Linked DNA regions of Mus musculus: regions 1, 2, 3, 4, 5 and 7 are each linked to region 6. The links are chromatin loops, found by intact Hi-C in ENCODE. Cell type or tissue: left cerebral cortex. All regions are shown on one strand. Region 1 has its middle 45 kb from the start of Gm41233. Region 2 overlaps Lmo7 (LIM domain only 7). Region 3 has its middle 220 kb from the start of Lmo7. Region 4 has its middle 25 kb from the start of Gm41232. Region 5 has its middle 45 kb from the start of Gm34589. Region 6 holds the start of Kctd12 (potassium channel tetramerisation domain containing 12). Region 7 has its middle 67 kb from the start of Gm22347.

Region 1 (4,000 bases), 460 kb after region 6:
TTGGGAAGATATCTTAGCCAGTGGTGATAACGATGCACAGATGAAGTGAGTTAGGCTGAAGGAAGCCTGCTGAAGAATGGATGATCACCATGACTGGTTCTTTGGGTGGTTGATATTGGATCTTTCCTGGAGCATCCGAGAAGCTTGGAGAAACTCATCTCGGTTTCTGTATACCCAGGGGAGAAAAAAGATGTGCATCCATCACCTTTCATTTCCTATAGATCAAAGTAGCTTCAGACATGAGCTATACTGTAAATCTTAAATGTCCCCCAAAGGTGCACCTGTTGAATGCTTGGCCTCCAGAAGTGTGCCTTTGTAAAATGGTAGAATACTTTAGACTTAGGCCTGATGAGAAGTCCTTAGCTCATGTTTCTGGGGTGTATAAAACTCAGCTTTAGCCAGTACTTGCACAGAACAGTACACAAGCACATGCTAAGTCCAATGGGGGGCGGGGCGGGGCGGGGCGGGGGCGGAGCATTATAATATTGAGGCTGTAGACATCTGTTTTAACTTATGTAGAAGGCAACAGCTTACTTGTAGCTGCTTTGACCATAGAAGCTTGTAAATATGATTCATGTGATGGCCTGATATAAACTCCACACATATTTCTCTATCCCAGATGTTACTTAGGTTCAGATTCATATAACTTCCTCCTTACTTACTATCTCTAGCTGGAAAACTCAAATCTGACTTCTCAAGGTTAGCATGTGCTAAAGTGATCACATATTCTTTTCCCCCAAAACCATATTTGAAAAACTCTTGTCATTGAGAAATGGTACCTAGTTTCTCAGGTCACTAAACCCAGTCTGTGTTCTTGACCCTGCTCTCCTTTATCTCCACGTGAGTTGATCTCTGCTCAGCCTCTTGGTGCTTTTTCATTTTCACAGCTACTACCAGAGTCTAAACACAGTCATTTCTCTTGACTAAAATAACAGCTACCTGATGTTTCTTTTTCATTTTTTTTCAAATGTATTCTTCACTCTACATGGAAAGGATATATATTTTTTTTTAAATCAAGGCATACACAGGTAACCTTGTTAAATACCGTTAATGGCTTTCTACTACTTTTAACTTGAAATCTCAGCCCTTAAAATCCACCAAAGCTGGACAACCTGTACCCTGCATACCTATGGCTATCCTTCTCTGCCTTAACAGATCATTTGCACATAGCTTTGTGTCATGAATCAAATGTTTCTCCCTCTCTTTCTGTGTATACCTGTTTCTGTGAGATGTTATGTTGGTCAGCATCACATTAGCATAACAAAATACTCTAGTAAGTCATGTTCTAAAAGGCTCATACTTCTGGAGTTTCCAGATGAATGTGGGACCCAATAATTCAGGTCTTTATCAATAGTGACATAACAGGCAGAAACATGTAGTAGACAAATACTCATATCATGAGCCAGGAAGAATAATGATTTAGAAAACAGCCAGGCTCTCACAGGTAATTACTTTTGAGAGCACTTTCCCAATACGACAAAGACCTCTCATGAAGCCCTACTACTACAAAGGTCTACATCACTCCCAGAAAAATCACTCTTCCCAGAGTCCTTACTCATGAGGCTTTTTGGAGACATTGCTCATATTTAATTATAAAAAAAAGACTTTATTTTAAATATTTATTTAGATGTTGCTTACTAAGCATTTAAATGCTTAATAAATTCCTTTGGAGCTTTTCAAAAATGATGAAGTAGATGCAGGGGTACCAGGCACTTTAAAGGAGACGAAAGCATCTGACTTGAACCTACTCTTTTACAATTTTATCCTGGTCTTGTATCCCAGCCATCATTATTTACTTAACAGATAGCTCTATCAGTTATGCAGCATTTAATTTGTGCAAAGCAGTGTCTCGAGTGCTTAGGAAACATTAATTCCTTTGCTTAATTGCTGCTGTGTAGCAGAACAGAGCTGTGTTCCAGAAAGACACTGCTCCTCTAGGAGGGATCTCGCGCTTGAGAAGAATGCGTGGCGGAAACCTTGAGATGAAACTGTTATAAATTATGAACTTCTAGAAATGCCTGATTTCAAAAAAATCTCACTAGTCATTTATTTTTCATTAATTCCTTCAATATTTAATGGGAGCCTTCCATATGTAAGGAGCTGCGCTACCATCGGGATGTATGCCAGACCTCGGATTTCCTATGCTTAAACGTGACCTTTCTTTCCACTTTGGGATTCCCTGGCACACATGTCTCTTTCTATTTTAGATAAACCTTTTCATAGATAGTTAGCTTTACTTGAAATAAAAAATAGATATAATCTAGTCCACATTTTTTACCTTGGCATTCAAGCCCATATATTATATATATGTGGTGCAGACTAATTTCCAGAGAGTGGAATTTTAAGTTCCTTTCCCTGCAGCTTGGGCCATTTGAAATTCCCATGGGAATTCTCCTCTGACAAGCCCTCCTTTCATCCCCCTCTGCACTTGTCTTTCCAATATTTGCAGGAGACTTCCCTCTTTTACTACCTAAGAGCCCTGCACTCATTATTTTTTTAACATGCATACTTCATGTAGTTTCAATACAGATGGATCTCTATGTCCACGAATAAAAGAATGGGGTCAAGGAATCAGGGCTAATTGCCTGAGGATGTAGGTCTAGCATGAATGGTGGAGACAATAAATAATTGTTGGAATCTGCAAGTGTCCCTTTTCATCTGTGAATTTATGGGAAGTTCTTCACTGAGCCAGTGATCATGATACGATGAACTGTGTGGGCTAAAAAAGTTCAGAACATGGCGCTTGGTGTTGATGGCATAGGTCCCTTCCTTCCTAAAGACCCTACCTAATTCCTACATAACTTCGTACTTGCAATGCTTCTTTCCTCAATGATAGATTCTATAGGTTTACAAGTTCCCGATGAGATGTGGGGCTTCCCACGCTTACCCACCACATCCTCCTTATTTCCATTTTATTGGTGCTTCACAAAGAAAAGAAAAAAAAATCATCAAAACCACATATTTAAAATATCTAAGCATAAGCCAAATAAGAGCTGCTCAGGCATTTCACAAAGAAAGAAAGAAAAAAAAAGCTGTAGGTAATTAGGAAGAACACATCCCCTGTTTTAAACACTGACTAAACTCAAGCAAAAGCCCAACTATGCAAACATCTAGGCATATTCTGATAAAGGAAAGTAATGGTTACTGAAGGATTTTTCTCAACTTAAAATGTCTTAGGGATGGCTGGATGTGATTGTCCATGTCCTTAATCCTAGCATCCTAGCATTTTGGAAGGAGGGGTCTATGTCGTGAATTCCGGGCCTGCCAAGTGACATGATGAAACCCTGTCTCAAAAGTAAACAGCAACCCCAAACAAAGCAAAAATCTCCCAAGAAACAACATTAAAATAATTAGATATAAGTGTTTAACTAGCTAAAGGAAGCTGAAAGTAAACATGAATAAATAAATTAATTAACGGGGGAAAGACAGAACATAGAGGATTTGCTAGACTATAGAGGAGGTCCAAGTAAACTTTTTGGCTTGGTTTTGTTTTTTTAAAGAATAGAATTACAGCCCTACTTGATGGTTTATTCAGTAGTAACATAAATAACATTCATTCGAATATAAAAGGGTAAAATTGAAAACATTAAGAAACTGTTTCCTTAAATTTTGTATCATTTTACAATGACAGACAGAGCTCAGCTGTGACAGTGGACAGTAGGGTGGTTATGACTAATAACAATACCTGAAATGCACATTTTCTTCTTAAACCAATTTGTCCATGGAAAAGCCTTCTTCTAACTCAGAAGCCAGGAGACAAAAATATCAAAAGTTGATCCACATAAAAAAATGACAAGTTCTCTACTGCATCAAAGAGTCATAATGTCAAAAGAAAATGACAATCAAAGAAAACATTTTCAAAATATAAAACACTTAATAAAAATGTAGTATTTTCTTAATAATCAAAATATCTCACAAGAGAAACAATGAACCAGAATTTCAGCAATGTTTTCTAAAAACTAATTATAAAGAGCAAGACCTTTTTTTCATGTAAGTTGTT
Region 2 (4,000 bases), 1.2 Mb after region 6:
GGCTCCTGGGGGGCTTTAAGAAATGATGTGGGGGACTTTTGGGATAGCATTGGAAATGTAAATGAAATAAATACCCAATTAAAAAAAAAAAGAAAAGATATGATTGGAGCTTAAAGCTACTGGTGAATTCTTGGCTGAGTGGGCTCTTAGGAAATTGAGCCTAGTTGGGCAAACTATGACACTCGTGGAAATTTCTGCAGGTATACCCTGTCCCAGGCCCTTCCCTTCCCCTGCTCTCTGCTTCTTTACAACCATGAAGAAAATAACACTCCTCCTCCATAGCCTTCCTGCTGTGATTTCTCTGCTGTCCTGCTAGCACAAAAGTGATGAAGCCAGGAAATGAGAGTGGAGCCTTCTAAACTGTGAATCAGATAAGTTTGTCTTCCCTCTGGTGGTTTAACATAGGCACTTTATCCTACCATCAAAAAGTGACTAACCCGAGAATCCTTTGGGGATTTCCTTAAATATGGAGTAAATTTTAAGAATTAAAAGCAAAGAAACAAAAAACCTTCCAAACAAAATAAAATTCCAACCTCAAGCTTGGGAGGAGAGAAAGTACTAGAGAGATAAACTGAAGAATCAAGAGGTAGTCCATGGACTTTCAAACAAAGTCCAGAGCAAGGAGCTTTACCCAAACTCTTGAAGCCGGAGACAGGCTGAGGAAACAGAAACAAGAACTCTTAAGTCAGACACTGAAGCAAAGACTCCAGAGCAGGCTGGGAGCTAAGGTAAAGCCGGGGGCCAGGGGACTCAGACCAGTGAGCTCCTGGAAAGCTGGAGAAGGCTCCCACTGCATTCTCCACTGCACAGAGAGGGTGCTGAAACCGTGAGGAGAGTTTTTGTTGTTCACATCCTAAGCAACTTCCATCTTCTTTTGGGCTGAGGCAAAGTCTAAATGGAAATCCAACAACAGCAACCAGAGAAGGCGCTCATCTTGGCCTGCATTTGTCAGCACAACCCGTGGCTCGAGAAAGCTTGCTTTACTGAAAAGTTCTTTCTGCTTTTGTGAAGTATGTCAGAAAATCGACATAAATAAAAAAATTAAGCCTAGAGCATGGGATCGTTCTTTACAGTGTTAAGCTTATTGTTGTAAAGGGAAGGAAATGCCACTCTCTGTTCTCTATATAAGGTTTCTAAATACACAAATGAGGGTCAAGTGACAATATTCATAAGTGATAGGTCACTTCATTTTTCCATCATTGGCAGCCACACACTTCATATTTTAACTTAGCTGGGTGGTATTTATCCTGACTTTTTGTTTTTAAGATTCCCCTTATAATGGATAATTCAAAGTGCCAAGAGGCCCTCACATGATATTGGCTTTACAAACAACTACATCAAATATATAAAGGTAATTATTAAATCTTTACTGGGAAGCAATGGACTCTTGTAGGAACAGTGTTAAAAGCCATTGATTACTTTTTATATACCTTCAAATAAAATGTTTCAATTAAAAAATAAGACGTATCAAATGTTGTAAGGAGTTATGTACTCAATTTTATAACTCTGCTTGGCCAGAGAGAATAGGATTGAGAGGAAAAACAAGAACACACCATAACACACATACATACATACATACATACATACACACAAACACACATACATATACATACCACATACACACACACAACCCACTACACTCATATACACATATACACACCACATACACACTGCACACATACCACACACACATATACATGCATACCATATACATACAAAAATACACACAACACACTCATACACATAACACATACCCACCACACACACAACACAACACACACATATACAACACTATGCACACATCTACACACAGCACACACATGACACAATACACACACATATAAACATATACACCACACACACACATTTTGTTAACCAAATGAAGAAAGGGCGAGAAGGAAAATTTCAAAACCCTTTGCAACATCCTCTTGACTCTGGAAGTGCCCCCCATCTTCACCCCCACACCCCACCCCCACCCCTGCCATGCGCAGATCTCGGTGCTATTCTCCAGAATACAATGAACAGAGGTTGGATGAATACTGCCCTCTGGTGGTGGGGAAGGCCTGTCCCTCACTAGGGCTTTCTCCCAATTTATCCAAATTCTTTTTTATGATCAATAGCTTTCCCCAATTCTTTTTCTTTCTCCTGGGTCAGGAGAAGTAGTAGTGTCGAGGGATGGGGAAGAGTTAAGAGGAGAATCAGTGAAAATAAATTGTGTTTGGAAATATCATAATGAAACCTAATACTATAGATATATTAGCTGATAGTTTAAAATATTTTTAATCTAAAACAAACAAAAAACTATTCATCCACTCTCATCTCTCCTGCCCTTTCTTCCGGGTAAGGAGCCAGCAAAAGGGTACCAAGCAAGAATCAGGTGTCTGACCTTTATCCAACAATAAATCTTCCAGTATCTTACTCTTAGACTTCCCAGCCTTCAGACTTATGAGAAATAAATTGTTTAAAACACCCGAATCTCTGGCACTCTGTTACAACAGCCCAAGCTGACTAGACAGAAGTTTTACATTTGCATGCCTTTGCCCTGGTTCCCTGCAAGGACTGGCTTTCTGTCATTCTCCAAACATTGACTATACATGTATAGTCATGTATACATGTACACATGTCCTTAGGCTACCATGCGCAGGCTCTCGATCATATACACTCCTGATGGCAACTTCAATGTATTTGGCCACTTTTAGGGCCTATAAGAGGTGGACTGAAAAGCTTGGACCAGTTGAACTTTATTTTCAGTGAGTTAGTATAAAGGAAGTGATGATTTTTCTGCCTAGGTTTGATGTGCATACTCTTCCCTTGTTTTCGGTACATAATTATGGCTGATGGTGAGTGTCACTGTTGAAGCTCAGAAAAGAACACGTCAAGGTAAACAAACTAAAAACAAGCTCTCAGAAGCAGCTGCTATCTCCTGCCCTCTGGTCTGTCCTCCATCCCTTCTCCAGTAACACTCAGAGAGGTAGGGGTTGACACAAAAGACCAAGGGCACTTAATGTTCGTGCAGAAGACCTGAATTCAGTTCTCAACGCTTATATAAGGCTCACGACCATCTGTCACCAGTGCCATCTTCTGACATCCAGGGACACCAGGTGTGCACATGAGCACATACAGACATTTAGGCAAGCAATCACATGCATAAAAGGAAATAAATACACCTTGAAAATTAATAACAAAGAACTGAAGAGAAGGGTCATTCTTTAAGATTTTCTCACTTAGCCAAAGACACAGCCTCCAAATAGGAACCCAGCTGTCATAAGCCTTAACATGGTTTGGTCCGAAATATCTCCTAAGGGTCAATGTGTCAAAGTCCTTTCCTCGGCTGACCACTACTACGTAATTGAAGGCAGAGGTCTAGAAAGCAGCAGTTCTGAGTCTTACCTTTGGTCAAAATGGGACTCTGGTTTCTGCTATACCTTCCTTCCTCTTTTGCAGCACCTTAACAAAGCAACATGTCCAAGAGGCTGCGTGTGAGGACGCACCCAAACCTGGAGACCTCATGGGTGGGCCAACAGGGCTAACCACCTCCTCATGCTGCACCCTAATTTCTGTCATGAGTCCTACAAAATGTCCCTAGACTATTAAACTTAATAGCATCCCATTGTGGAAGGACACCCACCCCCCCCCCTCGTAAAAATATCTTTAACAATGGACCTTTGCTGATGTGAGATTGGCTCTGGCAAGTTAGGATCTCGGAAACTCATTGGCCATCAAAACCTCCCCCAAGCCAGTAGCTTTCAAATTCTTGTCTCAGAACTGTGAAGAACAGAAGTCAAGGACCAAAGACCATGAGCTTTAGGAAAGCTTACTGTAGACTCGGTGATGAGAGTGTGGGCAGAGGAGGGCTTTCAAAGCTCCTAAAGAGCAGAAGGGATTCCAGGAGGTAGGGCACCCTCAAGCTATTAGTCTGGGGGCTTCTTACATGACTTATGGAAAACCCTGGAGTGAGGCTGGTGGAAGGATACAAGATGGTCATTCCATCGGGCCCATC
Region 3 (4,000 bases), 1.0 Mb after region 6:
GGTACAATTCCACCAAAGTTCACTAGGGGGAGCAGTGAGCTCATTGGCTTCACTGACACAGGAGAAGGGTTACTAGAGGGAACACGGGTGACTCCAAAGCAGCCATACTGAAAAGTCTTTACCCAGGACAGTGGAAGGCTTCCCATAGCTGTCTGTATGTATGGAGACCTTTCCAAGCCTTCAGTTAACATTCCCTGGCCTATATTCTCTAGGCCTCCCCAGAGACGCAGGATTCCTGGAGATCATGTGCAATTAGAGCAGAGTTGCTTATAAATGCTTGGCATATGCAGTGATGAACAACAGTGCTTGTTTCAAACAAGGTAGAAAGCAAGGACTGACACCCAAGGCTGCCCTCTGACTTGTGCAAGAGAACCGGGGCATGTAGACACACACACACACACACACACACACACACACATACACACACATGCACACACACACAGAGAATGAGTTTAAATAACTGACCTTTGTAACCAAGAAAATAACCAGGAAATGGAAGAGGCACGTCTCACAAGAAAAGTAGAGAGTTATTAGGAGATGTTCCCACAAGTGATGGTAGCCTCCAAATAATTATCCAGATCACTGGGACAGTTATTGAATGCAACCTCTCTTCCCTTGTGACAAAAGATTCATTGGTCTTAAGCAGCCACGGAAGCATTTATTATAACTTAAAGGAGAATTTGCAATGATCATCCAGGTTTGTCTGTCACTGGCCTGACCTGTTCTGGGATAGTCCTGATATTTTCTAATACTTCTAATTTCTGATTTTACTATTATTCTAGGCTCCCATGATCACAGTTGGTCAAAGTGCAGAGAATAAGAGATGGCGGAGTACTAGGATCAAAACGAGATAGCTGTATCATACCCCTCCTCCCAAGGCTCAGAGATCACCATGGAAGGGGGCATTGAACAATTTTAAGAACCAGGGGTGGGTCTGGAGAGATGGCTCAGCAGTTAAGAGCACTGAGTGCTCTTTCAGAGGTCCAGAGTTCAATTCCCTGAAAACCTCATGGTGGCTCACAACCATCTGTGATGGGCTCTGAGACCCTCTCCTGGTGCAGTCTGAAGACTGCAACACTGTACTCACATATATAAAATAAATAAATCTTTTTTTAAAAGAACCAGGGGTAAATGATAGCTATAATGAAACAGTGTTTTTCAGACACAAGGCAGATGGACATATGAGATCACAGCAACTGTGACTGTACCAGAAACACATAGGAGGGATCAAGCCAATGAAAATCCCAGCATGAGTGGGGAAAGGGATCCATGGAGCTCTTCCATTCAATAGCTCTGAGGAGCTGTTGGCAATTGGTAGCTGCTAGGGGAAGGGGAGTCAGTTTCCTTCATGGATGTAGCCCCTGAAAAGCTGCCCATGCCCCAGGATACAGTCCTACACTCATGCACACACAGCTAACCAACACTAAGTGAACTCAATGAGTGTATAAGCCACGAGCACATGAAGTAGGGAGGCAAAGGACAATGCTGGGAACAGGGGAGGAACTGAAAGGGAGAGAAATGTGGATTTCTATGCATGCATGAATTTCTCAAAAATAATAAAAAAATAGATGTAACTGTTAAGTGGTAAGAGACAAAGACCCTTCAAATAAAAAGATGATTTTTAGGAAACACACTGTTACAAGAGATCTAATGGAGGCTCATGGAAAACCCCCAGCTGAGGTTGGGAAAGGGAATATGACAGAAGAGGGAAGGCAGGCCATGGTGAGTGTCATAGCATTTGCAACGACAGGGGGACAGGCAAGGCCAGGAGGTAGTTAACAAGAGTGGTACACTATCTGGGGACAGACAACACAGGCATCTATCTGTGCTGGTCTAGCAGACTACCGTCAGAGCAAGTGAATCCAATATCCATCTCCCAAATAATTTCATGGTTTAATTTTGATATTTAATATAATCAAGGCTTCTGAGCTTTTATGGAATTGGAATCACTCATGCACAGTGCGAAATATTTCCATGACATCACCTCCCTTCTGTGACAACAGTGATGGGGAGACGCTGTCTGCAGTCCCAGTGGTGGGAGGGTTCCATGGTGGCTATGGGAACTGGCAGGGAACGGTACAGAACCCCGCTTAAGTGTAGTCACTTAATGCATGTTGCAGTCCTAGCTCTGCCAGTTGCCAGCTGGGTGACTTTCGCTTATCCTCAGTTTCACGATCTCTCTAGATAATTTTGGACGCCACCCAGGGTGCAGAGTTTGATGTAGTTATTATTAAAAGGAACGGGTTGCGCCGTGCCTTTGCACACGGTAAGCACTAGATAAATGCTAAGCGTTGTCGTATGCGTGTAATAAAGGCAATGCTCAAACATGAGAGCTTACAGTGCGTCCGAAGATTCTATCAGAATTACAACTTTATTTCAAATTTTACATTTTGTAATATAGATTTTCATTATTTCTGGTGTCTAAAAGGCACACACTTCAGGGATTGTATTTGCCTGCCCCCTAGTGTTAAGAGGAGCTCACTTCAGCAGACGGTTGGGCTACGCTCCTAAAGGGCTCTTTTGCGGATTAGAAAGGGGAAACCTGGGGGCGATGAAGTGAAGGCCGTCATGTCTGAAGGGTGGGGCTGGAACCTCAATCTCAGAACTCTTCCCTTCCTCATGTTCTTCCTCAAACCAGTACAAGGATATATGAATGTGTGTGATGGTTAAAAAATAGCTTGAAAAACTAAAGCAACTTGGACAAATTCAATAACCACACGCCATGTTCTGTTCATTCAAAACGTCAGTCACTGCTCCAGACCGCTACATGAGCTGTATTATAATGACCATTTTTTTCGGAGGGGAGAAACTGGGGTACAAGGAGATGAGATTTGTTAGGCTGCTCTTCATGATGCAAACAACTACAGAAATAAAGAAAACCAGGCAGCTCTAATGTTGATGGGGGATGTCAATGGTAGAAAAACGGATCAAAAGCTCCAATAGGATGGAACCTTCAACTGATGTTGTCTAAACTTCTGAGAGCTCTCTCTGCAGAAAAGGCAGTGAGTGGCGACGTCTCTAAAGTAGCTTAGGCTAGGAAAAGGTTCTTGTGTGTTCTGCATACTTTACAAATGGGGTTTATATGGTTTTTAAAAGACTTGGCTGACCAGGGCAGGGCAGGCTGGGAAGTAACTCAGTTGGTAAAATCTTTTCTTTGTTGTGTATGACCCTCAGCAACCACAGAAACAAAGCTGAGGTCGGTGTCACCCCAATAACCCAAGTGCTAGGGCAGCAAAGGTGGCCATGATGTGTACCCTTATACTCTTGAAGCTAGAGAGACAGAGATAGGGTAATCAGGGCTTGCTGACCAGCCAGTCTAGCCAACACGTAAGCTCTGGGTTCAATAGCAGATCCTGTCTCACAAAGTAAAAGTGAGAGTGACTGAGGAAGACACCTGACATGACCTGTGGCTTGCTCACACGAAAACCACGGGGATCAAAGGGCAGGGTCAAGTGTGTCCTCAAGGAATGTTAATTCCTGAGCTTCATGGCACTTCACTCTACATTTTCAGTAAAACACCATCCCTGAGCAGTTGTGTTCACAGCATGGACCCATGGTCCACACTGGTGAGGCCTGACATGGAGATGGGAAATCTGTCTACACTGCCTTCTGTGGATATTACATTAGTATATTAGTATAATAGATTATATTAGTATATTGGTATACTCGATTATATTAGTGTCAAGAAAAAAATCCATGCAGTTGGGCTTCTCTTTCTACAATGGCTTCAGAGTTGGGTAGGAATAGCTGCTCATCACAGCATAGGTGAATTACTGTGGATTTCATGAGGTTTTAGATGCATAGCCCTTTTTCAAATGGCAATAATGACTGGTCATAAGATTTTGTAACTTCCATCAGATTAGAGAATAGCTCAGGAATTAAGAGCGCTGCTACTCTTCCAGGACCAAGGTTTGATTCCCAGCTCCCATGTGGAGGCTGACAACCATCAGTGACGCCAATCTCAGGAACTCTGATACCCTCTTCTCACCTTTCTGGGTAT
Region 4 (4,000 bases), 780 kb after region 6:
TGAGAAGCACCTGAAAAAAATGTTCAACATCCTTAATCATCAGGGAAATGCAAATCAAAACAACCCTGAGATTCCACCTCACACCAGTCAAAATGGCTAAGATCAAATGGCTAAGATTCTGATGAGGATGTGGAGAAAGAGGAACACTCCTCCATTGGTGGTGGGATTGCAAGCTTGTACAACCACTCTGGAAGTCAGTCTGGCGGTTCCTCGGAAAATTGGACATAGTACTACCAGAAGATCCAGCAATACCTCTCCTGGGCATATACCCAGAAGATGTCCCAACTGGTAATAAGGACACATGCTCCACTATGTTCATAGCAGCCTTATTTATAATAGCCAGGAGCTGAAAAGAACCCAGATGTCCCTCAACAGAGGAAAGGATACAGAAAATGTGGTACATTTACACAATGGAGTACTACTTAGCTATTGAAAACAATGAATTTATTAAATTCTTGGACAAATGGATGTATCTGGAGGATATCATCCTGAGTGAGGTAACTCAGTCACAAAAGAAGTCACTTGATATGCACTCACTGATAAGTGGATATTAGAAGCATAGAATACCCAAGATTCAATTGCAAAACACAAGAAAATCAAGAAGAAGGAAGAACAATGTGTGGATACTTCATTCCTCCTTCGAATAGGGAACAAAATACCTATGGAAGGAGTCACAGAGACAAAGTTTGGAGCTAAGTCGAAAGGATGGACCATCCAGAGACTACCCCACCCGGGGATGCATCACATAATCAGCCACCAAACCCAGACACTATTGCATATGCCAGCAAGATTTTGCTGAAAGGACCCTGATATAGCTGTCTCCTGTGAGGGTATGCCAGTGCCTGGCAAATACAGAAGTGGATGCTCACAGTCATCTATTGGATGGATCACAGGGGCCCAAATGGAGGAGCTAGAGAAAGTACCCAAGGAGCTGAAGGGGTCTGCAACCCTATAGGTGGAACAACAATATGAACTAATCAGTAGCCCTAGAGCTCATGTATCTAGCTGCATATGTAGCAGAAGATGGCCTACTCGGCCATCATTGGGAGAGAGGCCCCTTGGTCTTGCAAACTTTATATGCCCCAGTACATATAAACAGGGGAACTCCAGGGCCAAGAAGTGGGAGTGGGTGGGTAGGGGAGCAGGGCGGAGGGGAGGGTACAGGGAACTTTTGGGATAGCATTTGAAATGTATATAAAGAAAATATCTAATAAAAAGTTACAAAATTGCCCATTTCACAATTGGTTAACGGTTTTCTTTAAGTTCATGTATTTGGTATAGCCAAGCATGTCGCCAATTGTTGCTGTGCTGTCCTGCCACACTTCCCCACGGCCACCTAAACCCAGAGCCAATGTTTCTCCTTTTTCCCTTCTCTCTGTCTCGATGTTCAGGATAAACTCTCCATTATGTCTGTTTCAGACTCTGGGTTTCCACGAGTCATGTTACTGCGCCTGGAACAGTTCTTAGTCATCCCTCCCCTTGCTCTCCACAGTGACTACTTCAAACCTCCTAGTCTGTTCTGTTCAAAGCGCTCCCCTCCCACACCACCATGCACACTCCAGCTCCCTGCCCTCCTACGCCACAAAGGGAAACAACGCCAACAGATGGGAGTTTCCTTCACTGTTCTGATGCTGTGCTTCAACATTTTTCTTGAGTCTGCTTATTTTCTTCCACAGTATTACAGTTCTAAAAAGCACAGTTCTATCCTCACTTCTTATTTAAGGGCAATTTGTCTATTTGCATTTGGCATATCATTATTGTATCCTCAAGGATGATATTTATTTCCTGGTTGTTTCTCACGTGACTTCTATTTCAAGCAGCAATGAGGATTAATATCTTTTCAGATATTTTGTAAGCACGTAAAATATTCAGATACCATGGAAAACAGCAATAATGAACAGGACATTCACTCCCTTCATGAAGCTTATAATCCATTTGTCTTAGTAAGGGTTTTACTGCTGTGAACAGACACCATAAACAAGACAAGTCTTAAAAAACAAACAAACAAACAAACAAACAAACATTTAATTGGGGCTGGCTTACAGGTTCAGAGGTTCAGTCCATTGTCATCAAGGTGGGAGCATGGCAGTATCTAGTCAGGCATGGCACTGGCAGAGGCAGAGCTGAGAGTTCTCCGTCTTCATCCAAAGGCTGCTACTGGAAGACTGACTTCCAGGCAACTAGGGTGAGAGTATTAAGCCCACACCCACAGTGACACACCTACTCCAACCAGGTCTCACCTCCAAATGGCGCCAACCCCTGGTCCAAGAATAGACAAACCATCACACCATTTTAAGAGAAAGTATAACTGACCAGAGTGTCCATGGTCTCAATTCATCAAGTATTCCATGCCACTTTATTCTTCATCTTGCAACTCAAAAACATATTAATTTTAACAATGTTTTATTTTTACTCTTTAATTATATGTAGATTACGAGACAGAGTTAAACTTATCTAGTGTGTAGGTCATACAAGGATTTTGTACATTTTCTTCTAGAATTTTTTAAATTCGGTTTTCCACAATTACATTTTTTGCAATTTGTAATATTCTCTCTATTTTTCAGACTTTCATAAATGCACAAAATAAAATATGCTTATACCTGCATCTATTTCCATCTCTAGTTGCCTCCATATCCCCTCAAACTTCGGTCTCCCAACTTCATGTCTGATTTTACATGTGCCTGTCTCTTTCTGTTCTGATTTATTTCATGGATAATTCCCTGTGTCCAGTCAGCACTGGCTGTATGTGCACACGTGTGGGGCATTCACTGGAGCTTCTGATGCATCACTGACACGGGAAACTAAATATTTTGTTCGCCAAATGACAAATCAGTTGGCATAACAGCATTTATTCAAAGGTTTTCCTTTCTTGGCTGAAAGTTTTGACATCATATTTAGTAAATATAACATTTTTACCTTAGCTTATTCTGTTACTGGATCGCAATTCTGTTTCATTGGTGAATATGTATATTTAGATATTAGTTCTAGGAGGTTTAGAGGTCCCCTAAACTATGTTTTGAAATGGAAAGCTATTTCTACTTTATAATTTATTAATGATTTTTTTTTACTTATTCCTATGTGGTATTATTTTGAAATCAAGTTGTATAAGTTAAAAATAAATAAGAAAGCCAGTGGATACTGGAGGTGAAATTCAGTTATTGAATACGTACTCATAGGTTCAAACACCAACATCATAAGAAGAAAAAAAACATGCTATGATGTCATCTTGAGGAGCTCATTATGTTGAGTAACTTTAAGTGGGACCGAAGGCCATATTTTCATCTTTCATCATATCTTCTTCCTCATATTTGTTGAAGCATGTATACTATTGATGATTCTCTATCTTCTTTTCCCTTTTAAGCTAATAGCAGCTTCAGTGTGGTTTCTTCATGTGTCATCATATGTACTGGCACATTTTATGTTAACTTGACTCAAGCTAAAGTAGTTTTAGAAGAGGGACCCTGAGTTGCTAAAAATGACCTCACCAGTTTGGCTTGTATGCAAACCTGTGTTTCTTTTTCTTAATTGATGATTGATGTAGGAGGGCCTAGCTCACTACAGATGATGTCACCTCTGGGCTGCTGGTCCTGAGTGCTATAAGAAAGCAGATTGAGCAAACCATGTGGAGCAAACCAATAAGCAGCACTCCATCATGGCCTCTGCATCATGTCCCGTCTGCAGGTGTTTGAGTTCCTGCCCTGACTTCCCTCAGTGGTGGACTCTTATGTAGAACTGTGAACCGAAATAAACCTTTTCTTCCCAAAGTTGATCTTGGTCATGGTGTTTATCAAGAAGTAGAAAGCCTGTGCCACCATAGCATCTGTAAACAGAGATTTACAACTATGCTTACTTTTCTCATTTGTCTAATCATCTATTCCTTGACTTACTTGACTGATATGGTCAACATAGCACTGTACACTAATAGATGCAAAAGTCATCTTTGCTCTGTTCTGACCAAAATAGGAAAGGCTTTTTAAGTAAGAGATTGGCTTGAGAACTT
Region 5 (4,000 bases), 100 kb after region 6:
AATTTGTATAATCTTAAGCTGACTTTTAAATGTCAGTAATTACCTCTAAATAACAGTTGCACTTTCTCAGATGAATATGAGGTTATTGTAAACATTACAGTTGTTTACATGTGAGTTACTTATTCAGATGAATTTAGAGTCCATTAAACGTGAATGGGATGTGCCACTAAGTTCTTACATATGTGTAGGGCATTATGTAATTTAATGTTTCTGAAAACACTTCTTCAGCTTCCCCTGACTTCATTTGCTTCCTGTAGATATTTGGGTTGGATTTACATCTGGAATGAATATTTTGTCTGGGACATTTGTTCTGATATAAAACAGTATGCTGGATCCCCTGGATATTTATGTGTCTTGGCTTTCTTCCCTTCTTGCTGAATGAGAACTGTTTGCCTTGTAAATGGAACTTTGCAGTAATTTCACACTCCTGCCAATTAAAACTTTCTACTGCAATTGGGTAGAGAGCTCAAGAAAACCCAGACATTTCCAGATGCATGGGCCTCTGGGGTGATCTGGCCTAACCTTACAGTTCACTCATTGCAAGAAGGGGACCAGGGACCTCAGCAGGATCTCCATGGTCTCTGCATTTCTGTTTGACTAGGATGGGGATGAGAAGCCAACTCTTCTGGTTCACTCTGCTTCCTGTAGCAAAAAGTGCTGGAGTCATCCAGGAGTCAGTCTGCTCCCTAAGTTTATACCCTGGAAGCAGCACGTTAGGACAAGGGTCTTGAGGACTCTGGAAGACAGGAAGGGAAGTTAGCGGCATAGAATGGCCTGCAAATAGAAAAGATAATTCAGGCTTAAAGAGAGGAATATCCAGCATATGTAACTAACAAGAATGACATTTCAGCTTTTAATAAATAATACATACTCTATTTAGAAAAGTTCTATAAACACAGAGTCAATTTCTCCTGGCCTGACCCCATTGTCAAGAGAAGATGGCAACTGACATTTTGTAATTACTTTCTTCTAGTAAGGCAGACAAAGACATAATATGACTCAAATATAAAGGATTTGTCCTGTTTCATTTTGTCATAAATATTGTGTCATAAGCATTTGCTTATGTGATTAAATATTATGCTAAAATGCAGTTTTAAAGTTTGTTCTATTTAAAAGTGGGGAGGCAGAGGCAGGTGGATTTCTGAGTTTGAGGCCAGCCTGGTCTACAAAGTGAGTTCCAGGACAGCCAGGGCTATACAGAGAAACCCTGTCTCGAAAAACAAAACAAAACAGAACAAAACAAAACAAAACAAAACAAAAAAGTGTGCTCATTCTTTTACAATTCAATGCATGTACACACAACACACACTATAGGGAAGATGGCTTTGTATGGGGATAGAACAATATAAATTCAAATCTCAGAGACAAGGGCTGGCTCTGTTATTTATCTCTTTCATTTTTAAGTGGTTGTGTTATAGCATCTCCACCATAGCCCTGCCTGGTTTTCACTCATGATGGTCCCTTTGTGTCTGGGGTGAGAGACATGAACCAACATGCTAAGTTCAATACTGTGCTGTCTTAAAGATTGGCTAGATAAAACCACAGATTTTCTATTGTGGTTTTTATTAGTTTAGGTGGCAAAAAAAAAAAAAAAAAAAGGCCCAGGTATAGAATTAAAGGAAAAAGGTGCAGAGGTTTTGTGCTACATTTTTAGGTGTGAGCACTGACAGTGACAATGGCAGCTGAGAGATGTCAGTCATCTGCAAGCACCAACATAAGGCAATTTAGAGGCAGGTGACAGAAAGTCAATACAAAACCACACACTTAATGTGATAGCGTGATAGCATGTGTTCTCTCCCATAGGGACACAGTCACAATTAAATGCTATTTAGGACACCAACTAGTGAGCCTAGGCTGCTGCCGGGTAAAGCTGGGGTTTTCTCATTATGTATCACTCAGAAACATAACGAAGTTATCAGAATTTTGGTTTTGGGCATGCAGCCAACCTCGTGTCCTAAAAACACATGGACTCTAGGATGTCTTGTAGACAGTTCCACCCGAATCAGGCCAATAAAGTAAGGAAGAAGTAATATGTAACCCAGTCTACTCTGTTCATTGTTAATCATTTTGGCTCTGAGGTACATTGAAGAATATTGTAAAGGATTTGACTTTGTTTAATACCTGCATTCCATAAAGCCATTGACAGTTGGGAATATTTAGACTTGGTAGCAACGTCATCACCTCAAAGATGAAACTCAACTCCAGCAACAAGGCCTCTTTCTCATATGTGGCTGTGAAAGCAGCTTAACAAGGAGAGAACATGCGCGTCTGGAAAGTGATAAGAGAGTGTAAAACTGAGATGTGAATGGGACCCAGGCCACTGATACTCTGAGCAAAGTAACAAAGGCTCTCCATTCCCATTTCTATAGATTTCCAGTGGATTGATCACTAAAGAAGCTGATCAAACCCCTGTTCTAAACACTTCAGGTGGACAGAGGGCTTATGCAATGCTTCTAGGGAATGTCTGACAAATACCCATGATATCCCAACAACGACGTAGGCATACTTTGCTTTCTCTGTGTTTTCATGGTGGGTTGGGTTGAGGATGAGCTGGCTGCCAGCAGGGCATGGTTTCATCCTGTGCCGAGATGCTAAATTTGTAGCTCATGGTGGGGGACGAGCTTGGAATGTAATTTCTTCCCTTCTGTAATTTTCTGCCTGCCTGCATGAATGCTAATGAACACCTCGCACATGACAGAGTGATGAAGTGTAGCCTTACTTTACTATTTTCGGCAGGTTCTGAAGTCACAAAGTCTAGGACCCAGTGTAGCAGTGACAAAATAGTGTCAGCAGACCCTCTCTTCCCTTCTTTCAAATTTGTCTTATGTACAACTTGTACTGAACTGATAGGTGGTGTCTCTAGTTTGATCTATTCTCTGTATTGCCATGACAGCTCCTGCATTCTGTCTTATCATACCACACCTACGTGTCCAAGACTCTGGGAAAAGCCTTTCTCCAAGCATTGTAATTCTTGAAGCTCAATCCCAGACCAACCCAGTCACTTCTTTCCCACTGTGAGTGAGTAACATAGAAACCAGATTGTATTTATTACTTTAACCAATAAGAAGTGGGGTAGGGCATGAGTAGAGAGTTAAACATGCCTATGAGCTGCAGGTTAAATGCTTAAATGATTTTATAATTACACCATCAAATGAATTGACTTATCAGAGGGAAGAAAGTGAAAACAACACTTCTGGTAATCAAATTTTAATTGAGAGACTTGGCTGATTGATGGCACCAGTAAGAAATTTAATTTAGGGCATGGAGTCCTTTGTTTGTGAAATCAGTTGGTGGTGTGCTGACAGTCTGGCCACATTTCTGGGAAGGCCACCCACTGATTTTGTGAATGACAGAGATTATATGAGGCATGAGGACAGAGGGTTGCTAACCATAGGTAACCTGCTTCACCTAGGGATGTTGCTTGGGGGGATACTGCCATTGGGATTGATTGATGAGGGACCTAATTACATATAGTTGGGGGTTCACTTCACTTCCTATTTGCAACTTCAGGCTGCTGGTGGCATTTGAGCCATTTTTTTGGAAGTAGAATGAAAAAGACATGAGAGGAAAGGGGTTGGATTTTGGAAGTACCATAAAACTTAGAGCAAGGGCAGAGAGAAAGGTGAGCCTGGGGACGGATTCTTCAGCAAGAATCCATCTTACTGAAATCTGACTGCTTCTGAGGCTTGATTCAAGCCATGTTTTGTAGAAGGTACATAAGTCCTTGTGATCCTCCCCCAGACACTCAACATACACTTGTTTTGCTCAGTTAATTTATAAAATCTATCTTTATGGGAGTGTCAAATGTACTTTGCAAAGAGTTCAATGTTTAATCTTCGCTTAGCTTTGTTCCTCAAAGATATTTACATATTCTTTATTGTGTATGTGGGATTGAGTTAATTGCCAACAGAATAAGTTTTCACCAAATTGTGTTGTGCTTAAACATGCCTAAAATGGTGGTCAGATTCCTGAAGTTTGAATAAAACCTTACTTAGTTGCA
Region 6 (4,000 bases):
TCTTGAATGTGCTGGGGCTCTTCCAGCATCATTTTCAGAGACACCTTCCTCAGATACTCTACAGCAGGAGTGATGTTCACATTGTCCCTTTATTTCATTTCATGAATTATTTTTGGTACGTGTGATGTTTATTATTATCCAAACAGTGTGTGTGTGTGTGTGTGTGTGTGTGTGTGTGTGTGTGTGTGTGTGTATGTGTGTGTAGTATAAGCTCTAAGAGGGCAGTGATTATTCTGAACACACTTCCTGGAACATGGTGGTAGACCTTGAATGACTACAGAGGGAATAAGTGAATGATCAAAGTATTTATCAAAAGATTATAGAGCCCCGGCTGTGTTCTGGATATTAAGGATATAGTAATGAACAGAGCTGAGAAATATCCCTGACCTCTTTGGGTCTTACATTCTGACACAGGGAAAGAGACTTTCAACAAAGAAGGCAGGGAAGAGAAAGCTGTGGAATAGAGCTGCACTTCATTGAACAGGGTAATGGGCAAAGGGGACCTGGGGAAGGGAAGAAGGAAGGGGTGGGACACAGTGTGGGGGATGACGAGTCATTTAAGGAAAGAGAGAGGGGAAGGGCCAATGGCATGAGAACCCAGCACATTCATTGCAAAGTGTTATGGCATGGGTCAAAGAAGCATGTGTGGGTCAGAAACAAGCAAGCATCTGTCACATCATTAGAAGGACTTTGGTTTTGCTCATGTGTGACGTGGGAAGAAACACACAACACAGGGTCTGACTGGATCCTTCTCTTTGGTCTAGTGATGGAAGACTGATGGGTGCTAGAGTAGAGGCAGTTTGGAGGTCCAGGCAGTGATCTGAGGTGATAATGAGGTGATGTTGGCTTGGTCAACATGAGGTAATGTTGGCTTGGTCTTGAGGGGTGGTGGAGAGGTAGTGACCCTAAGACGGGAAGGATCTTGAAGGGAGACATGGCAGCATAGAACAATGACCCAGTTGTGCCAAGGTGACACTGAAGTCTTTTCTTGGGCTTACAGAAAAGTGGCAGTTTTGTCAGGCCTGAGATGCTGATATATCACATTCAGTGTCGGGACTCGGAACTTTCCTGTCATCTATCATTTATCCCAAGGAACAGTTGAAGAATGGTGAAATATATTCAGTATCAGAAATCTGTGCCTGCAATTAAGCAGGCTGGTCTGGGGCCTGATCTTATTTCAGCTCTGTGACACGAGTGCAGTAATTGTTTGGCAGACATAAACATTTCAGAAATGAAAATGACATTCATCCGTGAGAAGACTATCAAGCTCATTGGACAGTCGCACAAAGGGTAGACATCATTATTAAGACAAAGATCTTTCTGGGCTTATTGTGATTGACAGCCTGTCCTTCAAAGTGATCTGATAACTGTTCAGATGGCCAACCCTTTGCCTCTTGGCTGCTCTAAAGGAGATGTAGGTAGTCAGCCTTGAATTCTCCACAGCCTGATGCCCAGCAACGTATAAGAGCATTTATTAAAATTGTGGTTTTTCAGAGTCTCCTCTATCTTGGGCTTCTTGAAGCCCTTATCTATTTATTCACCAAAAACCAACGATCAGATAACAGACCACAAATTTGAGATTTCAGAACGTGCCAAGTGCAAAGATGGGAATTTGAAGAGCAACCTGTCTCATTCCCCTGGGAGACCATGGAAGGTTTCCCGGCAGTGGCAGAATTCTGTGGGCTGAAATTTGTGCATGACTCCAAACGCTGAACAAGTAGGAGTCCATAGAGAGCATGGCTAAATCTGAAGGGCCTTCAGACCTACACAGCCTTTCTTCTCTGGTGGACGGTCTTGTAAAGTACAGAAGAGAACGATGGAGGGAGGAGGAGAACACGGGTTACTGGACCTTTAGAACAGTTATGCATGGGCTAAAAGTAAATTATTTTCTATACGTGCATTAACATTTCAAGGAACAAATAAAACATCAGCGGAATTTTAGTAAAATAATGAAATACTAGTAAAATCATTAAATACTAATAATACGAATAAAAGAAAATATTAGATTGGAATTTTCTGGTGCGATTTACAGATGGCTGAAAGCAACCGGAGGCCTCACGTCCCACTATTGGAGGCGCTTATTAGCTTTTCTTGCCCACGCAGTGTAAGCCCCTCCCCCCCCCTTTGTGTCCACCCAACTTCCTCTCCTAGTCATTTCTGCTCACTGCAGTACTGTGTTGTGGTTTCCTAACCAAAGACTTTATGCTCTCGCAAAATAATCTAACAGAGCATTTTCGCGAAGCATTCGCTTGTGGTTTCTAGGGATTTTTCGAGGCTATACGCTAGTCACATAGTCACGTGAAAAACCTTTGGGTGGTCTGGACTTGAAGGGACCGGTGCATCCTTTCCAAGTTAGTGTCTCTTCAGAACTTCCAGAGACCCGGGGATGGATCTCCAACAGCAGCGCTCTGCACTGTTAGAAGCGGGTAGGTCTAGAGGGCGCTAGCCGCAGGCAATCAAGCTTTTCCACTCTGCCAGAAAGTTTCCAACCCCTTCTGGAGTCCCCGGGTGCCGGCTGCGGTCAGCCGAGAAGGGCGGCGGGAGGGGAGGTGGGAACACAAGAGGATCGCTTTAGTGATCAGCCTCCTGGAGAAGCGCCTGGAGGCTCTGACCCACTGCGGAAGAGGAAGAGGAGCTGGGCCCGGAGCGGGTGGGCGGACGGGCGGTGACAGTCCGGTCGTCCCCCGGAGCGCGCGGGTCAGGGTGGAGCCTGCAGCCCCGAGCCGCGTCAGCGTTTAGCATGCAAATGCATTCCCCGCTCCTCCCCCACCCCCACCCCGCCCCAGCCCTCCCCGCCCCGGGAGCGAGCTCAGCGGCTCCGCAGCCGCCCACCGCCTCCTGCGCGCCGCGCCGCCCAAGCGGGCGGCTCTACTTAAGCGGCGCGCGGGCCGCGACCCGCCACTCGCCTGGAGCGCGCGGGCGAGGCAGGCGCAGCGCACCGGGGCTCTCGTGGGCGCACTGCTGCGCGCTCGCACCGCGCGGCTCTCAGTGGCCGGCCGCCGCCTGAGCGCAGGGCTCCCCGATAAGAGCCGCTGGGGCTTCCGATCGCGACCCCGCTCCCTGCCACTTGGCCCATCCGGGCCACCTCTTTTTGGCCATGGCTCTGGCGGACAGCACCCGAGGATTACCCAACGGGGGCGGAGGCGGAGGTGGCAGCGGCTCGTCGTCGTCCTCGGCGGAGCCGCCGCTCTTCCCGGACATCGTAGAGCTGAACGTGGGAGGGCAGGTGTATGTGACCCGGCGCTGCACCGTGGTGTCCGTGCCCGACTCGCTGCTCTGGCGTATGTTCACGCAGCAGCAGCCGCAGGAGCTGGCCCGGGACAGCAAAGGCCGCTTCTTTCTGGACCGGGACGGCTTCCTCTTCCGCTACATCCTGGATTACCTGCGGGACTTGCAGCTCGTGCTGCCCGACTACTTCCCGGAGCGCAGCCGGCTGCAGCGCGAGGCCGAGTACTTCGAGCTGCCGGAGCTCGTGCGTCGCCTCGGGGCGCCCCAGCAACCCGGTCCGGGGCCACCGCCGCCGCACTCGCGCCGCGGGGTGCACAAGGAGGGCTCTCTGGGCGATGAGCTGCTGCCGCTGGGCTACGCAGAGCCCGAGCCGCAGGAGGGCGCCTCGGCCGGGGCGCCTTCGCCCACGCTGGAGCTGGCTAGCCGCAGCCCGTCCGGGGGCGCGGCGGGGCCCCTGCTCACGCCGTCCCAGTCTTTGGACGGCAGCCGGCGCTCCGGCTACATCACCATCGGCTACCGCGGCTCCTACACCATCGGGCGCGACGCTCAGGCGGACGCCAAGTTCCGGCGGGTGGCGCGCATCACCGTGTGCGGCAAGACGTCGCTGGCCAAGGAGGTGTTTGGGGACACCCTGAATGAGAGCCGGGACCCCGACCGGCCCCCGGAGCGCTACACCTCCCGCTATTACCTCAAGTTCAACTTCCTAGAGCAGGCCTTCGATAAGCTGTCCGAGTCGGGCTTCCACATGGTGGCGTGCAGCTCCACGGGCACC
Region 7 (4,000 bases), 590 kb after region 6:
AGCTTACACAGATAAGGCCTTTTATCCCCCTCAAAATAAGATGTGAAGCCCAGGTGTGAGGAAACTGCTCCAGGATGTCACTCACAAGGCTGCATCCTGTTCTTTCTGCTCCACTGCCCTCAGTGGGAGGCTCTCATCCTAACACTTGTAATATGTTTACTGTCCCTCTAGGCTTGAATTGCCTGCCAGATAAAAGAAAGGATGAAGGAGAAATTAGTTAATGTATGTAACATTGGAGTTATCATTTCTATTAAAAATTTTTCTCCAAAACCTTAACCAGTATCAGCTGTGAACTAAACCTGAGTCACTTGACTATGTGTAGCTGCAAGAGAGTCTACAAAAGAGAATGCTTGAACTTTCTACTTATCACAATGAAACAAGGAAAAGAGAATGAAATTATGGATGGTGTTATTTATAATTCTAATTTATTATTTAAATTTTTCATGCAATTATGCAACATATTTTTATCATATTCACCCAGTACTACCTCCCTCTAAGTTCTAGGAGTACCATTCAGACATTTTCCTCCAATGTTATGTCTTTATTGTTTTGTGGAAGGGGAGGTTGACTGGTCATTTTCACAGACTAACTGGAATTAAAAATTTCTGAGTTTATTTTTTTATTTTTTTACATTTGGAGTGTGTGTGTGTGTGTGTGTGTGTGTGTAGATCAGAGGACAATTTTAGAGAGTCAGTTTTTATTTTCCCAGTTTTTGGATATTTATCTCAGGTTATCAGGCTTTGCAGCAAGCACATTTTCCTACTGAGCCTTGTTAATGTTCATCAGCCATTAGTTTTAAAGAATTACTTAATAATCTTTCCTCCAAAATATTTCTATGTCCCATCCATGGTCCATGCATAATTTTCTTAATGGATAGATACAGGAAAATGTAATATTGAAGTACTTTCTAGAGATGTTATATACATTCCTCAAAATCCTGTCCTATATTTAGCAGCAATGAGCAATGTATGTGTGTTATAACTTGACACATTTGAATATTGACTAGACTGGCTGGATATTTGACTACATTTATAGTAGTGTATATCATCTTTTGTAAAGTGATAGTGTGGATATTTATTTATTTATTTATTTATTTATTTATTTATTATAAGTACACTGTAGCTGTCTTCAGACACTCCAGAAGAGGGCATCAGATCTCATTACGGATTTTTTGTGAGCCACCATGTGGTTGCTGGGAATTAAACTGAGGACCTCTGGAAGAGCAGTAAGTGCTCTCAACCACTGAGCCATCTCTCCAGCCCTTGGATATGTTTTAAAATGTAGCATTATCTTTCACACATCTGAAACTTGATTGAAAAGAACTGCAAAATATGTAGCAGGTATATAGGTTATGGCAAAATGTCTTAACCATAGCCTAATATTTATGAAAGATACTTGAAAGTTACACATAGACGATGTATATTTCCTCCAAATTTTAATGTCCTTTTATAGTCAAAATTAGAAATAAAAATTAGAACTGACCCTTAATACTACTAATATTACTATATATGGTATGGGTTTTTTTTTTTTTTGAGGGGTGTTGTTAGCCTTATTTTCTGAGTGTTTTCTTTATGTCAGGTGAGGAGCAAATTCGGACCTTGTTGATACCATCAAGAAGCTTGCCTTTACATGGGTGTGGTTTTGGCATTCAGCATCCAGGGGAGTGATGTAAATATGTATGGCTTCCATTCATATCCTGAACCACATGAGTCTCAGCCTGGTTTTTTCTTTAACTCTATCTGGGTCTAGTTGTACCATGATTTTCCAGTTAATCAGACAGGAAGGTAACTTATACTTACCTTTTCTAAACCTGTACCTCATATTTCCATCTTTAACGAAAAGACTATCACTTCTTTACAATGACCCAAGAGAGATACCTACTTCATTGACTTATACCTTAGACTCCTAAAAGTCTATCACCTGGCAATTTTCATGTACTCTACAGCCCCAGTATCTTGTCTACCTGGACTTCTTTTTGCAGTCTACTACTATTGCCTAAGCTCAGGTATTCATCATTTCTTGGAATGATTTCATGACAGGCCATTTGTCTCCCATCTCAAGTGGCTCCTCTCTCTCTGCCATCCTATCACAAAACTGACCTTCTGTACCCTAACATTACCCCCCTTTCATGGAAAAATTATCTATTACACCTTTTACACTGGATAAAGGTCATGATTCTTGGAGTGGGACCAAAGACCCTTGTCTACTTTGCCATTGCACTTTTTAATCATCTCTTGAACCCTTTTTTTTTTCCTTTCTACATGAAACCATTTGGATCGTCTCTGATGAGGCAGCCTGTTTCACAGTGCTGTGTGCCTGCTCACTGTGTCTACAATGCTCTTCTGCTTCCTGCTGGTGAATGCAGGGATGACTCTTACTGAGAAAGGACTGGCTTCCCTTTAAAGATGCAGATTTATGGCTACATGCTCTGAAATGAATCTTTTCCGACCATAGCACTCCTTCTTCATCACCAAACTGCAGCTCCACTGACTTGGCACATTTATTTATATTCACCCCATAGTAATTTCCCATACCTGTATCTCCTAAAGATAAAAGTAAATTAGAATCCAAGCGTTCTCTGACACTGCCACCAATGTAGAGTTTCGCAACTTTTTCTGTTGGTCTATGCAGTTCCAGTAAAGCAGTGTAACCATGACGCCAGCAGACTTTCTGTATTCCGCATAGATAATGGCTTCTGAATAAACCACAAGGTGCTAACACTTGCTGTATACTGACAGCCTGTGTTCACAGGGCTCCAGTATGCAGTCGTCATTTGCAACATTTTGTTATTTAGTAACTTGTTCTTTTCATCCTTGACAAATTCATTTCATTGCTTGAATGAAAATTTCCTGTCTGATAACTTGTTTATTATTTATTTTATATTACATTCTAATGGAACTTGGGATCATGGTGTCACAGCAAAAAAGGCTATGATTCCAGGATAAAAACAATAACCTTGGTGTTCAAGCAGCATGAAATAGGATGTAGTCATTTTAGTTTGCTTTTGACAGATGAATAAAGTAATTTCATGCCATACCATTTCCTATCTACATCACAAGAAATGAGCTGGTACCAGTGATTAATAGCTGTTTGTTTATTTCATGGCTTTCTTTCCAATTGCACAGGTGTTGCCATTGGGCATCTCACCTAATTAGCTGTTTTCTTATGCCAACGAGACCAGTTCAGTATTGGAGGATGGATAGAGTCTAACTTGCTCTTCATAATGGAGCCAACTCGGGGAGTGGTATGATGAACTTGACTTATCCTGTATCACTATGTTGAAGTTATACAACTAGCCAAATCATTTCTTATCATTTGTTATTTACATCTTTTTAGGATACTTCTCAGCAGTGGTTCCTAATCTTCCTAATGCTGTGACTCTTTAATACAGTTCCTCATGTTGTCGTGATCCTTAAACCATAAAATTATTTCACTGCTATTTCATAACTCTAATTTTGCTATTACCATGAATCATGATGTACATATCTGATATGCAGGATGTCTGATATGTGACCCTCAAATAGGTTGTGACCAACAGGTTGAAAAACACTGTTTTAGGGGCCTCTGTGTCTGGTCATTAGTGTAACTTCTTATTTAATCAATCAATGTCTTTTTATTCAAACATACTAGTTGATGTTTATTGTTGAAATTTTTTTCTGATAACATTTTCTTTGAAGAATTCTTGGGTTTTAATATTGTTATGTTGGCTTAATTGTGTGAGTATAAGAAAGCTTTTCTTATGTGCTCCAGAACATATTGAGAGTTATAGGAGCATTAGTAGCTGCTCATGGCTTCTTGATCCCTGATTCTTTACAATTAGACTACGCTAAAATGGCAATCATTTTCCTGTTTTGTTCCAGATCTTAACTACACATAGTATGTCTTCAAGTACTTCCAATAACTAAAGGAGTGTAAATAAGCTAGAATAAAATTTAAAACAAAACATGAGTAATGTTAGGTTTATATTCCCAAAACGACTTTTAGGGAACTGATGAAGAGG

The links. A loop is a pair of places that touch in the nucleus more often than their neighbours do. Peaks named below come from ENCODE experiments on the same cell type or tissue, not always from the same donor. Only the 100,000 strongest peaks of a DNase experiment are listed, where the experiment ranks them.
Region 1: a loop joins it to region 6, with 2.2 times the contacts of the local background. A loop is called at or near these places in 22 of 42 quality-filtered maps.
Region 2: it touches region 6 in a loop (2.7-fold over the local background); 8 of 42 quality-filtered maps call a loop at or near these places.
Region 3: it touches region 6 in a loop (8-fold over the local background); 25 of 42 quality-filtered maps call a loop at or near these places.
Region 4: a loop joins it to region 6, with 3 times the contacts of the local background. A loop is called at or near these places in 10 of 42 quality-filtered maps.
Region 5: a loop joins it to region 6, with 3 times the contacts of the local background. A loop is called at or near these places in 10 of 42 quality-filtered maps.
Region 7: a loop joins it to region 6, with 5 times the contacts of the local background. A loop is called at or near these places in 4 of 42 quality-filtered maps.

Annotation. Positions count from the first base shown.
Region 1 is chr14:102,523,498-102,527,497 of GRCm38, reverse strand. No RefSeq gene overlaps it. Among named protein-coding and RNA genes, the nearest start is that of Gm41233, 45 kb to the left of the region's middle. In left cerebral cortex, no CTCF peak of the experiment used is centred here; no DNase peak of the experiment used is centred here.
Region 2 is chr14:101,772,886-101,776,885 of GRCm38, reverse strand. The region is part of intron 1 of Lmo7 (LIM domain only 7); the gene reads right to left. Among named protein-coding and RNA genes, the nearest start is that of Lmo7, 45 kb to the right of the region's middle. In left cerebral cortex, CTCF peaks have their summits at 412 (motif pointing left) and 2,063 (motif pointing left); DNase peaks (open chromatin) are centred at 303 and 2,054.
Region 3 is chr14:101,945,380-101,949,379 of GRCm38, reverse strand. No RefSeq gene overlaps it. Among named protein-coding and RNA genes, the nearest start is that of Lmo7, 220 kb to the right of the region's middle. In left cerebral cortex, CTCF peaks have their summits at 24 (motif pointing right) and 2,468 (motif pointing left); DNase peaks (open chromatin) are centred at 56, 2,089 and 2,466; H3K4me3 peaks cover 601 bases.
Region 4 is chr14:102,197,170-102,201,169 of GRCm38, reverse strand. No RefSeq gene overlaps it. Among named protein-coding and RNA genes, the nearest start is that of Gm41232, 25 kb to the right of the region's middle. In left cerebral cortex, no CTCF peak of the experiment used is centred here; a DNase peak (open chromatin) is centred at 1,547.
Region 5 is chr14:102,877,373-102,881,372 of GRCm38, reverse strand. No RefSeq gene overlaps it. Among named protein-coding and RNA genes, the nearest start is that of Gm34589, 45 kb to the right of the region's middle. In left cerebral cortex, no CTCF peak of the experiment used is centred here; DNase peaks (open chromatin) are centred at 356, 2,297 and 2,611.
Region 6 is chr14:102,981,538-102,985,537 of GRCm38, reverse strand. It overlaps Kctd12 (potassium channel tetramerisation domain containing 12), which reads left to right and starts at 2,901. Exons shown (of 1, transcript NM_177715.4): 1 at 2,901-4,000. The coding sequence starts at 3,098. It overlaps Mir5130 (microRNA 5130), which reads left to right and starts at 2,906; the gene lies at 2,906-2,989. In left cerebral cortex, CTCF peaks have their summits at 2,446, 3,734 and 3,940; DNase peaks (open chromatin) are centred at 2,556, 2,965, 3,440, 3,900 and 1 more place; H3K4me3 peaks cover 1,867 bases; H3K27ac peaks cover 1,534 bases.
Region 7 is chr14:102,394,891-102,398,890 of GRCm38, reverse strand. No RefSeq gene overlaps it. Among named protein-coding and RNA genes, the nearest start is that of Gm22347, 67 kb to the right of the region's middle. In left cerebral cortex, a CTCF peak has its summit at 2,381; a DNase peak (open chromatin) is centred at 2,421.